Regions from separate parts of the Homo sapiens genome. Here region 1 is linked to region 2. Evidence: chromatin contacts called from ENCODE Hi-C or POLR2A ChIA-PET data. All regions are on one chromosome and are shown on one strand. Each heading gives the region's core, a stretch centred on a gene start or an enhancer-like site at or near the end of the contact. The rest is flanking DNA. Distances are from core to core; before and after follow the strand shown.

Evidence for each region. Hi-C counts contacts between places; a loop is a spot of excess contacts on that map. ChIA-PET counts read pairs that join two places held with the same protein, here RNA polymerase II (POLR2A). Pooled maps may share reads with other maps.
Region 1: a pooled map shows a loop between it and region 2 (2.5-fold over the local background). The contact joins two enhancer-like sites. A Hi-C loop is called at or near these places in 1 of 168 maps with a recorded cell type or tissue (endothelial cell of hepatic sinusoid) and 2 of 50 pooled maps. POLR2A ChIA-PET finds 5 or more read pairs at or near these places in 3 of 52 experiments (BJ, CD4-positive, alpha-beta T cell and H1).

The regions. Positions count from the first base shown.
Region 1 is chr2:11,774,251-11,780,713 of GRCh38, forward strand. It overlaps LPIN1 (lipin 1), which reads left to right. Exons shown (of 21, transcript NM_001349206.2): 6 at 1,836-1,943; 7 at 5,269-5,395. Among named protein-coding and RNA genes, the nearest start is that of MIR548S, 10 kb to the left of the region's middle. RefSeq lists an enhancer at 4,678-5,877. Within about 2 kb of position 1,426, at least 7 of the 41 ENCODE cell types and tissues checked have a DNase peak (open chromatin) inside an H3K27ac peak, as active enhancers do.
Region 2 is chr2:11,860,421-11,866,607 of GRCh38, forward strand. LOC105373430 (a long non-coding RNA gene) reads left to right here. Exons shown (of 5, transcript XR_922803.3): 5 at 5,430-5,864. Among named protein-coding and RNA genes, the nearest start is that of MIR4262, 27 kb to the left of the region's middle. RefSeq lists enhancers at 397-496, 3,063-3,112 and a silencer at 3,383-3,432. Within about 2 kb of position 3,396, at least 11 of the 41 ENCODE cell types and tissues checked have a DNase peak (open chromatin) inside an H3K27ac peak, as active enhancers do.

The DNA.
Region 1 (6,463 bases), core at 176-2,675, 88 kb before region 2:
TGCCATCCTGATGACCCCAGAGATGTTTACATCAGTGAAACCTCTGGGAATAGTGAGCCCCCTGGCTAGTTTTCAAAGGACTTGGGGAAGAGGGTAGAGCTAAATCCTGTGTTCTCAACACAGGAAATAATATAACCCCCATTGGGATGAAAATTCATTCTTGGGTGGTGACAAAATCTTAGACGTTATAATGGTTTGTGGTCTCTAAGGGGCCACAGCATTAAAATCTCATGGTGGGTGGAGTTGGGCTATTAATTTCTCAGAATGCTCAGGGGCATGTTGATAATGAAAAAGAGACTGAGAAACGCTGATCTAAATGCCAGTGACATCCTTGGGTTATTCGTATACCTCATGCTTTAGATTCGCTTCTGGTTCATGGTGCCAGCCCTTAGAAACTCTGGGTTCCTACCTGAAGCCGGTCTTATCAAAACGCCACCCCTGGTTCCAGTTTGATCAGGGTAACCTTGTGAATTAGCAAGCAGCAGTCCCCAGTGTGTGCTGACATGGAGGTTGGAGAGAAAATAGATATGTCCCATGCCTGGTTTCCAGCCAATACTGATGTCGCGGGTTAGTCCAGCAGGCTGAGGCTGAGGCCTGTGACAAAGTCCCTGCATGGAGGTCTTCCTGCGTCAGAGCCTAGCCCTGTTCAATAGAAACGTAATAACTAGCTCCATATGTAATTTTAAGATTTCCAGTAGCCCTATTTTTAAAAAGTAAAAAAAAAAAAAAAAGATGAAATTAATTTTAAAGCTATATTTCATTTGACCACAGTATTTCCAAAATATCATTTCAACAAGCAATCAATTTTAAAGAATTATTAATGAGATACATCACATTTCTGTTTACATACCAAGTCTTTATAAACTCCATTATGTATTTCACATGCGCAGAACATCCCAATTTGGACAAGCCACGTTTCAAGTGCTCAGGAGCCACCTGTAGCTGGTGGTTTATTATATTGGACAGTGCAGATATAAGACCTTTCTAGATTCTCATTCTTTCTCTAGGTCTGTGGAGATAAAATAGTGGAGGGAAAAATAGTGGTTTAGGAGGAAAATAATGTAGAATATTTAGAACCCAATAATAGATGAAAAAATCTGTTCAAGCACTGTATGTTAATTTTAAGGATTTAAAAGAAACACTTTAAACACAACTCTGAGCGTGTTTAATGCTCAAAACATCTGTAATGTTTTGCCTCATGAATGCAGCATAATGACTGAGTCAGGTTATGTAGCTCTGACTATCACCAAATGGAATGACAAATTAGGATAAATAGCTACATTTCCACATTTGGAATTAGGTATTTTCTGTAAAGAGACAATTGACAGCACACACGAGCACATTTTTGGATTATGTAGTTTGATTAAGCACGAAAGTGTGACCAGAGATGATCAGTTCTACACATGGGTGAAACAGAAAGTGAAATAGGTCATTTGGCAGTTTCCTGCTTTTGTGTCTCAGAAAATTCATGCTGATTTCTTAGCAATTTCAATATCCGGTGCTCTGCCATTATCAGATGTCTGAGTTTCTTTATTTTCTTAAAAATGTCGTTGTTGAGAGTAGTCAAATACTTTACGTAATATATATAATCTTTATATAAAGTATATATACTTTGTAATTATATATAATCTTATATATAATCTTTATATAAAGTATATTATATATACTTTATATAATCTTATATATAGTCTTTAAAGTATATTATATATACTTTATATAATCTTATATATAATCTTTATATAAAGTATATTACATATACTTTATATAATCTCACTTGATGTAATTGACCTCTGATTTTGTCTTTCTTTTAATGTGTATCACGTGGTGGTATCCAGTAGCCTGGTAGATTGCAAAAGGACTGCCCCTCATCTTGCAGTTGCGGCCGAGGGAGGTCTGTCTAGTTCTTGCCCTCCACAGTCTTCCCTGTTCCATCCTTCGGAAAGGTAGAGGAGTTATTTTCCCCATTGGGATATATTCAATAATGAAAAATTTGATCTAACTCTTACTATAAGTCTATTTTACCATTAACCAAATTACTTATGAAGAAAATACCTGTAGATTATATGAAGTGAAAATTTTGATTTAACTTTTACAAATCGATTTCACTAACCAAATTACTTATGAAAAATATGTATATAGATTACTCTTTTCCTTTCGTTATAAGCATTTGTAGATGATCAGATTTTTTTTTTTTTTTAATTCCTAAATTTGACTCTCTGGAAATTATGGTTAAGCATATAATTTTACCTAATTCTGTGAAGTGCTTTGAAAATGAGAATAATGAAATATAGCTTGGGAATATGATCTTCTGTTTTCTGTCTCGGGTTGTTTGACAAATAAGTTTACAAGATATTTTTGGAATACCACTTTAATTTATTATAAACATTTAAGTAGTTTATTGGGCTGTCTGAATAATGGAGTCAGACACTTTCCACAGCATTTCTAGAACAGAATCTTGGAGAATGGCCTGGGCTGGGTCTCAGGCTGAGGATCAAAGGTTGGTGTGTTCACTCGATGTAGTCATCTCAGATTTCTGCCTTCATTCCCTCAGTTTTGACCTACCTACTTTGTGGACTTACATGGTTTACTTTGTAAGCCTTAGCAAATGAAGCTACGATTAATTTGTACGTGGAAAACCTTTTGTCTTTTTGATTAAAGATCCAGACCTCAGGATGTACTTCATTCAGAGGCTACATTTGCAGAAGAAAAGTCCGTTTAAAATGAGGAAAACAAAGTTGTTAATAGTTAAAACTAACTAGCCTTATTGGGACTGGCAAAAATACTGAAAACTTTGATAAGGCTAATAAATACCTTGTTTATGAACATCAGTCATTGACCTTGTAAGCTTACTTTTTTGAACAACCCTTGATCTTAAAATAATAATATTTCATGACGGAGCACTTTGGAGTCATCTTTCTGGTAAATCCCACTTGGCAGTGGGCCCCATTCCTGCGTCCTTTTTGGTCTGTCTGAATTCCCTCAGTGACGGTCGGCAGAAAGCGCATCTGTGTTTGTGCACGAGACCTTTGGAGAAGGGTTGCTGTGGCCTGAACGGGCAGCATTTATGGTGGTGGCCTGTTTGCTGTTGGGGAGGGACTTGCAGCAGACTTTCTCGTAGGGCTGGGCTCCTTATGCGTGAGTTGCACGCCTGAGTGCCTCTATGGGTTTTGTGGCTCGTGGCTTTTATGAAGGGACCAGAATGTTAGGAACTCTGGAGTTGGGAATTGCTGCAGGAGAACCGTGTTCCGCATTTCGTTCTTCTAGAGCAGAGGTTGGTAAAGCACGGCCCATGGGTCAAATCTGGTCCACCATCTGCCTCTGTCAGACTTTCCCGGGCATAGGCAGTTGGTTTACATACTGGCTGTGGCTGCTTTCACACCACCACAGCAGCGAGTGGTTGCGACAGACGTCGTAAAACCCGTAAAGCCCGAGATATCTGCCACTGGGCTCTTTACAGAAAATGTTTGCCGACCCCTGTTCGGAGCAAGCTTTGTCTAAAGGACTTTATTTCATTTAGTGACAGTGAGATAATTTATTGCTGCAAAGAACTTATAGCCAAATATGTTCTATTTTGTCTGGTGAAACAGAATGGCAAGAGCTTTTTAGATACTTTGAGGTTTGGGAACAGCACCGTTGAGGGTGAGAAGTTGGTTTTGATGGACTTATTCCATGATGATGCTGGAGAAAGAGTGGATTGCGGTCACACTTGTAGGTACTGAGGCCCCTCGCTGGAGGCCACAGCCTGCGCTTTTCCCATTGCAGTGATACCGAACACGTGACTGTAGACGCTTCAGTGCCACCAAAGCGTTGTCTCTTTGGAGAAGTCCAGTTGTGGAACTGGAAGAGCAAGGAGGTTGAAAGGCCAGGAGCCTTTCCCACATGGACGTGGGGGGGCCCACGTGCCTTCTTATAGGACTGCTCCCTAAAGGGCAGAAATGTGTGTCTGTTGGGAGCAGGGTGTCCCATTGCAGAAGCTCTCCTAATGTGATGTCAGGAGCCTCCTCTCCCCAGGCAGGCGAAAGAGAGCGTGCAGGCTGCCCCGTGGCAGCACGTCATTAGAAGGGCTGGGAGTCATGGGCACCAAGGGAGCAGGGACCACCCTCTGCCCCTTGGTGTGAGATGAGAGAGATGGCACTTGGTCTGGCTGCTCTATGCAGCTTGATCAAAGAGATTCAGGATCAGTTTAGCCCACAAGGTCCCTGTTTGTTGGATACAAGTTATGTATCATCATGAACTCACCTTGTATTGACAGGAAAGTTATATTCAATTGGAGTTGAACTCTAGGTAAATGAGACCAGAAGCATCAGTTTCCGAAGAATAGATAAGGTCTGGGAAAGAAGACGGCAAGGGAAACTGAAAGCTTTATTTCCTGCTTTGTCTGAAAAACCCTGCCGCCTTCCTCTAGAGGAAATGATGTGGGAAAATAAGCAATAATTAACCATGTTATTATGCGGCAATAAATAATTACAAGAATTGCTGCTGTAAATAATATTTCTCTAAGTTGTTTAGAATATGGTGAGGATCTTGTGGATAAGTTAATGACTTTTGGATGGTTACTTTGGCTGGGCAGAAGTAAGACCTTGTTTGGGTCTTCAGAGTAAAAATTCAGGAAACATGGAGGTGGTTACTGAGCGAGCCTTAACCAGTTGGTGAGTCCCTTGTGAAGTATTCCTGGAAGACATAAGATCTTAGAAAATTTCAACTTGTAGGCTCCTGCCCAACGTTATCGAGTTTATTTGTGGCATCCAGCATCTTTGGTAAAATTGGCACATCATATAATTTCCCTGTTTCCCAGGCCAGTGCAGATGATAAATATTTAAAATATGGACTCTAATGAGTGCCTGCCCGAGCCAACCAAGACCCTTTTGCAGCCCTCTGACAGCAGAGGAACTTGATTTGGAAACAGATTGCAGGAGATGCGAGTGCAGAGTGGGGTGGGGAAGGGTGGTCTTTTTGAGGTAAGAACAGACTATTTTTCCCTTTCTCTTTCCATCTCTTTCTTTTGTATTCTGGGCCACTTCTTTTTCTCCTCTCCCCCGCGGTGCACCAGGCGGCAGGGTGGGGCGGGCGACCCACGTGGAGCGCCTTCCATGGGAGGCGCTTCCCTGCCCCCTGGTGGCCGGAGGAGGGATTTGTCATGAGGCTCCGCTCAGAGCGAACGACAGCTGGGGGTGCATTTTCTGGGCTATTTGAGCCATGGAGCTGGGCCCAAAACATTTACAAAAGTTTCTTTTCCCACCTTAATTTTCGCTTTGTGTTTTCCTTAAGTCCTTCCGGTTCCCGACCTTCAACACCTAAAAGTGATTCAGAATTGGTCAGCAAGTCCACGGAAAGGACAGGGCAGAAGAACCCAGAAATGCTTTGGCTGTGGGGAGAGCTGCCGCAGGCTGCTAAGGTGAGAGTCTCTTCAATTCTGCCACGGACCGAAGATTTCTAACTCAGCTTAAATTACATGGAATTAGTATCATAGCATAGCCAAGAAACACAGCTACCAGGAGCCAGAGGTAAACCAAAATATATTAAGGGTTAGCCTTGAATGTTGGAATTACTTTCTTCCACGTTACCAACATTATAGAGAGGTCTCATTGCTTTTGTAGATTTTAAACCTATGGGATTCCTCTTAGGATTTACTTTTTTTTTTTTTTCTTGAGACAGAGTCTCACTCTGTCACCCGGGCTGGAGGGCAATGGCTCTATCTTGGCTCACTGCAACCTCTGCCTCCCAGGTTCAAGCGATTCTCCTGCTTCAGCCTCCCGAGTAGCTGGGATTACAGGCGCATGCCACCACGCCCCACTAATTTTTGTATTTTTAGTAGAGACGGGGTTTCACCGTGTTGGCCAGGCTGGTCTTGAACTGCTGACCTCAAGTGACCCGCCTGCCTCTGCCTCCCAAAGTGCTGGGATTATAAGCGTGAGCTGCCGTGCCCAGCCAGGATCTACATTTTCTATCACAGCTAAATGCAAATTAAATTAAAGAAATACAACTTACACACAATCTTGCTGTCTTGAAACTGTAAACAAAAATAGCTTCCAGCTCTTGAGTCTGCTAGGTCATTGATGAGTGGAGCAAAGCCACAGGGAGAGAGTTGTGGACTCTTGGCCCATTGAAAAAGAAGCTGAGTTGTAAGAGCTGGAATCCACATGTTCTTGTGTCCCTCACACAGAGAGACATCTGGGAGAGCCCTGGGAGAGGGAAAGGCTAATAGAACAGAAATGAAAGATTTCAGCCTAATAGATAAACAAAGTCAGAAAACCTTAAGGTTTTGATTCATCAAGTAGTAAGTATTTCTGGGCCCTCATTGTTGGTGGGACCCTGAATTTGACCCTATGGAGATCTCCAAAATAAATAGAGAAGCAGCTGAGGGTAGCGGAGAGAATGAGGGCCTGGGAGGCAGCAGGTTATTCTGGGTTTGAGTCCTCACTGCACCGCTTGCTAAAAAGGTGACCTTGGGCAAATGAGTAGA
Region 2 (6,187 bases), core at 2,146-4,645:
TGTGAGGACGTAAATAAATCTCTGTTGTTTTAGGCCACCTAGCTTGTGATATTTGTTACAGGAGCCCTAGCAAACTAGCACACTAGGCTAGACAATGCTGCCGGGGACTGACATCTGCTCATGTGCACTTATGCCTTTGACTGTGGGCTGAAATGAGCCAGTGCCCCAGGTCTGCTGGCCAACATTGGTTCACAAGCCACCTCCTCCAGGAAGCCTTCCTTTATCCATCCAGGAAGAATATGGGGTCTCTTTCTCTGACTCTTGAACCCTTGTGCAGATTTCCATGAGGGCATCTTGCATCTGCCACTGCTTTTATAAATGGCTCTGACTCAGGTACTATTCAGCAGCTCCTCAAAGGGGACCAGAAGCATGTCTCTCCCATGGGTGTACTCTCTGAGTGCTGCACAGAGCCACCTGCACTTCTTGGCCCTTTTGCCTGCTGTACTACAGCTTCCCCATGGGGCTTATTGTCTTCCTGAGTTGCTTAGGATTTACTTCCTGGTTTTACCTGTCTTCTCCCACTGGCATGTGAGCCATGTGTGGCTGAGACATTTGGTCCATTTTGTCCCTGCTGCAGCTCCAGTGCCTAGGACAGGGCCTGGGACCTGGTAGTCACTCTATGCATTTTTGTTAATGAATAAATAAATGGGAAATAAAGGTGCAAATATCTCTGCTGCTGATGGGGATTCTGCTCTCCCAGAGGGAAGGTCTTGCTGTTTGGATGTGCCAGTTATTCTCTCTATAAGATCCACACTCAGCATTTTTCCTTGCCTCTATGTTCCCCAAATAAGGTGATTTTTGGCTTTTGCAATGAGTGTTTCTGAACGCTTCATGGTAATACTGTTCTGGAAGGCTGAGCAAGGGTTTGCTAGCCTGAAACTTAGTTTCACAGCCAGCAAGATACGATCTTCTGGCTTTTCTGCCTTTGCCAAGCTCTACTTAAATCTGGTGGCATGTCTAGTTGCAAGCTTAGTTAGTATTATGTTCCCCAGTTAAGGAGTGGGCTGTGTTGGTTCTCCCATGCTGTGCCAAGGATGGGATGGGCAGAGCCCCGCTGGAGGCAGGCCTTGCATCAACTCTCCACCGGTCCACACCTGGCCCACAGTGGGCTTGCAGCACACGTGCCTGTTGAATGAATAACAATGGGTTCCAGTTCTGCTGTCCTTTCTGCTGTTTCTCTCTCAGTAGATAGAAGTTTCTCTCAAACCCTTTTCAGAGTTGATATCATTCCCACATGGGATGAGGAGTCGAGAAGGGGTAATTTAGAGAAAAATAACCCAAGGAAGTGAGTAGTCTCTCCTACCTGGTCTCTAGCCCCCTCAGTGTGCAGGGAGAGGCTGTGGAGTGGGCAGGGCACTGGCCTCGATGCCCTCGGAGTGAGCCCTGCTGCCCCACAGACAAGCTGAGTACCCTTGGGCACATTACTTCACCTCTCTGAGCTTCTTTCCTAATCTGTCAGGAAAGGATAACATCTACCCTGAAGCCGAGCTGTGCAGCTACAGTGGCAGAGGCATAGTAGATGCTCAGTAAATGTTGGTGTCCTTCTTCTTCCTGGAGGGATCATTCCAATCCAGAACTTAGGGGCTCGGGACAAGGCTGAAAATCTTGGATGAGTGGATTGACTACTGGTTTTTGGCTATTTTCATGCTCTCATCTAAAAATCATTCATTTAATCAATAGTCACGGTGCATGTCTCTCAGGCAGTCTGGAAGTCATCTTTTCTAGGTAAATACCAAGACAGGTCAGAGCCTGAGAACAAGAAATGAGTGTTCAATGCTGGCCTAAAAGTGTCTGGGGAGATTTGCTGGATGTTGAAACTTTCAGCTCTCAAAGCTTCTGACATGCTGCTGTTTTTTGAAGGTAATTTTTCTCGATGACTAGTTGTGCATTTCCCTCCATTAGTTAGGGGCCTCCCTTTTCCCTCCCACATTGAGAAGGGCAGTCAGTCACATCTGTGGAAAGGTGCCAGGTCAGGCCAAGGGGCTGAGAGCTGCCTGGGTCCAAAGCTAGAATTGCAGCGGCTGGTGATGGCCAGGTTCCCTTTCCAGCTGGCTCAATTCCTTTTCTTTTTCTTAGAGGATTTTAAGAAACTGTGTTCATTTGTTCATTTATTCATTCAATGAACTCTTACTACTTACATCAACAGCATGCACACATGAAGACAATGCTTTAAGTGTTATTGTCAACTCCAAACATATTCCCCGGGTAGTCAGAGAAGGGAACACTAAATGGTGATGGGGTAGGGAAAGGTTTCAAAGAGTGGGGTGATGTTGGATATAGGCCTTGACGGTTGAACGGGAGTTTGCCCGAGGGCGATGTTCATCCCAGTCAGAGAGAATGGAGGAATAATGGATAATGGAGGAATTAATTGCAAGGATTCAAAGATGTTACCTATCTCAGCGTTTAGAGATGTTGATGTTTACTGTGTAACAGTTGATGACTGGTGAAGTTTTTGCCTGTGTGTAGGAGTGTTGGTGTGTAGGTATGTTTCTGTGTTTGGGGGAAGGATGTGTGTGTGTGTGTGTGTGTGTGTGTGTGTGTCGGGGGGTGGGATTAGGACGGGATGGATGGACATGTTGGTAGAATTCAGCATGAAAAGGCTTGATGTACCTGAATATCACTAGACCTTTGAGAAGATAAGGGTCCTCCACTGAGACATGAAACAACTGGGTGGCTGGCGAAAAGCTGTCACAATAGCAAAGGGTTCTTCAGAACTTCAGTGGTAGCCTGTCACCTGTCACCTTGCACCGGTTTGAGACTCTTTGAAATCTGGTGCCTGCCTATGCAGCTCCATCGTCTTTCTTCCTTCTGTGGCCCCTCCAGGACAGCTAAATGCTAGGTTGAGGTCAACAAGGAGTAAAACCTACCCTAGGCTTTGAAGTAGTTTGTAATCTTGTCAGATGAAACAGGAGGCGGGGAGGATGTCATGCACTGGGCGTTTCCGGAGAGCCATCTGCAATCGCAGCCACCACTCTCGGTTTGCATTGACTTTTTCCTATTTTGTTGGGTTCAGACAGGCATAGTACAAAAACACAAGTTACTTCTCAAGCCATATTCAGCCATTCACTCAGCCAGCATTTATGTTCCAGGAACTATTCCAGCCTCTGTGAATGAGTTCAGAACAAGGAATGGTTATTCAATGGCAACAAATTCGTCCATTCTTACCCTTGGTGAAATTAATCACCTCCCTGAACCTCAGTTTCCCATCTGTAAGATGGGCATAGCAACTCTTTCCTAACCAGAAGGTACCTGTGGAAGCCTCTGGCTCAGCAGGTGAGAAGTGTGTTTGTGTTCCTCTCCCCGACGCCCTCCCTCAGTACTTGCTTCCCAAGACATTGCTTTCCTTTGTTGGGTCAGAGGTGGGGTGTCGTTCCCCTTGCCACCAGCAGATGGTGCCCAACAATCCCCTGCAGGGAACCGAGGCTGCCCGCCTCCCCCAGTCTCCCCACCATCCAGCTCCCTTCCGCCCCTTCTCTGGGACACGTCAGTCATTCCAGGTCCCAGGCAGAAAGTTACACAAAACACTTTGTGTCTGTCAGCAGATTCCTGGAAGGTCACGCTGAATGATGAATGCTCCTGGGTAGGATTGGAGGGCTCTTTTTTCTTTCTTTTTTTTTTTTTTTTCCTTTTCTTTCTTTCTTTTTTTTTGTCTCCCATGAATTGCATCACTGGGCAGCCTCTTGGCTGTATTCAGCCGACTCCTGCGGTTTTTAGACCTTTCCCAATTGTTCGGTGTCTGCTTCCTCTCCAGGACCCTTCTGGCCAAGGCAGGATATTCAGGGTTGGCTGTGGCCAGGGAGCTGGCCATTGTCTAGCACATTCCATACACACACCCTGCCCAGCCCATCCTCCACTCCCAGAGCCTGGACAGACTGTGGTCCTTGGGACAGAGACCTGGTGCATTGCTGTGACCCCAGGTGACAATCTCGCTGCCCTGATTTCCAAATAAGGGGAGCCTGGCCTGGCAGAGAAATGAGCCTAATTTCCAAAGTTGAATTTCCGCCAGGATCAGAGCCTTTATATATCCTGGTCTTCGGTGTCCCCCTTCTTCCTGACCACATATAGACTGCTTATGATATTTTTTAACTTTGCCAGCTCTTTACCCAAATTGAGTAGCCATTTTGCTTTTGTAGATATCCTGAGTTGGCTCCAATTTAACATCCTGACCCATCATCCTGGTGTTAGGTATTAGGACCATGGTCCTGATATTTTGCTTGAGGAAAATGAGCCATACCACTCAGAGGTGTGGCATATGTGGCATGTGAAAGCACCTTTCTCCTCCATCAGTGGCCTTACTGATGCAGGGCAGTGGGAGTGAGTGTATGTACACAGAGCAATACAAATGAACCCTGCTCTCAAAGTCTGCGCAAAGGGGAGTGAGAAGACAGAGCAGGTGTAGTCCCTGGAGTGAGCCCTGCTGCAGAATAGATGGAAGGGGTGGGTCCAGGAACCCCGAAATGGAAGCAGCAGTGGCTCTGCTCCCCATCACCCCGAGCAATCACGTGGGGATTTGTGTCTGTCTCTGCAATTTTAGGCTCTGAGGATCTAAAGCTCTTGGTGCCCGGAGGGGAAATAATTATTAATACCATCAGGGAATACAGTAAAGAGCCCACTAAACGTAAAGCTGCAGTTGCTGCCCGGTCATTTTGGGTTCATGTGCCAATAGATCACTGGGCAAGGAAAGGAGTTACTACCTCGGTAGGAGTAATGAACCCAGCCAGGTATGGTAGCTCATGCCTGCAATCCTAGCACTTTGGGAGGCCGAGGCAGGTGGATCACCTGAGGTCAGGAGTTTGAGACCAGCCTGGCCAACATAGTGAAACCTCGTCTCTACTAAAAAGTTAGCTGGGCGTGGTGGTGGGTACCTGTATTCCCAGCTACTCGGGAGGCTGAGGCAGGAGAATTGCTTGAACCTGGGAGATGGAGGTTGCAGTGAGCCAAGATTGCGCCATTGCATTCCAGCCTGGGTGACAGAGTAAGACTCTGTCTCAAAAAGAAAGAAAGAAACAAACAAAAAAGAGTAATGAACCGTGCTCATCACGAGGAAACAGTGAGCTGCTGCTTTCATAATGCTTCACAGTGGGGGCAGGAGGAAATGTGTTGGGCATCAGGTGATCCCTTGGGCACCCCCGGCACTCCCACACTCAATTCTAAGAGGAAATGGAAAGGTTCCGCAGCTATGGCCTAATAAGAACAAGAAACCCGGGGGCTAGACCCTCCCTGCACCCCGCTGCCCCAGGTGAAGATCTGGGTACCATCTCCCTCAGGAAAATCCACATAGCTCAGCAGACCTCCCAGCTGCTGGGGAGGGAAATGTTGTATCGCTGGTGGAAAAGGGAAATGGTGAGTTTCGGAGACAAACTTGGGACCCACTCAGCAGTGGAGGCGGCAGTTCATCCTAACATCCTTGCTCTTTTATGTTTCTCCAGAAATTGTGATCAACCAGAATCCAGAACACGCTGTGCTTAATGGAGTGAACTGCCTGTGAAGCGCAGGTGTGAGGGGCGGATGATAAGTGACAGTGCCGGTGCCCCCAGCGCCCTTTTACCTGATGGCTCACCCGGCCTACAGCTGCGCCCTTCCCTTTGAATCGTCTTGGGTAACGGGTGCTGCTTTGGAAATGCCTGGAAGGTCATGTCCTTTGTCTGGGGATGGCTTCCAGCTGTGGTTGACTGATAGCAGGGGGCACAGAAGGCCAGACACAACTTGCCTCAGGTGGGCCGACTCTGAGGGTTTGTTCGGCCTCCACGTGGACTTCAGCTGAGCCTGCATCTTTGCTTGGCTTTTCCCACTGGCCTATTCTGCTTCCCTCTCCTTAAGGGTTCTCCCAGGAGAACTCCCTTAATAAATCACTTGCACAAGGATCCCTGTCTTAGCCTTTGCTTCTAGAAAACCTGACCTAAGATAAATAGGTCGTGGGAACACGAGAGAAAGAGATACTTATTTTATCTGAGGGGTCAGAAGAGTCTTCCCAGGGCAAGTCTTGAAGCTCTGTGTAGGAGTCTGACTGTGCAAAAGGGTGTCCCAAGCAGAGGCGATGGCATAAGTAAGGTACAATCGTCGTGCCTCCTGCCTGAGAATAGCCAGCTGTTTCGTTTGGCTGGAGTGCTGAGCAAATAGGGTGGAGTGGGCTGTGAGTGGCAGGAGAAGCAGATGGGCATGACTATGTGAACATCCAGAGGAGGAG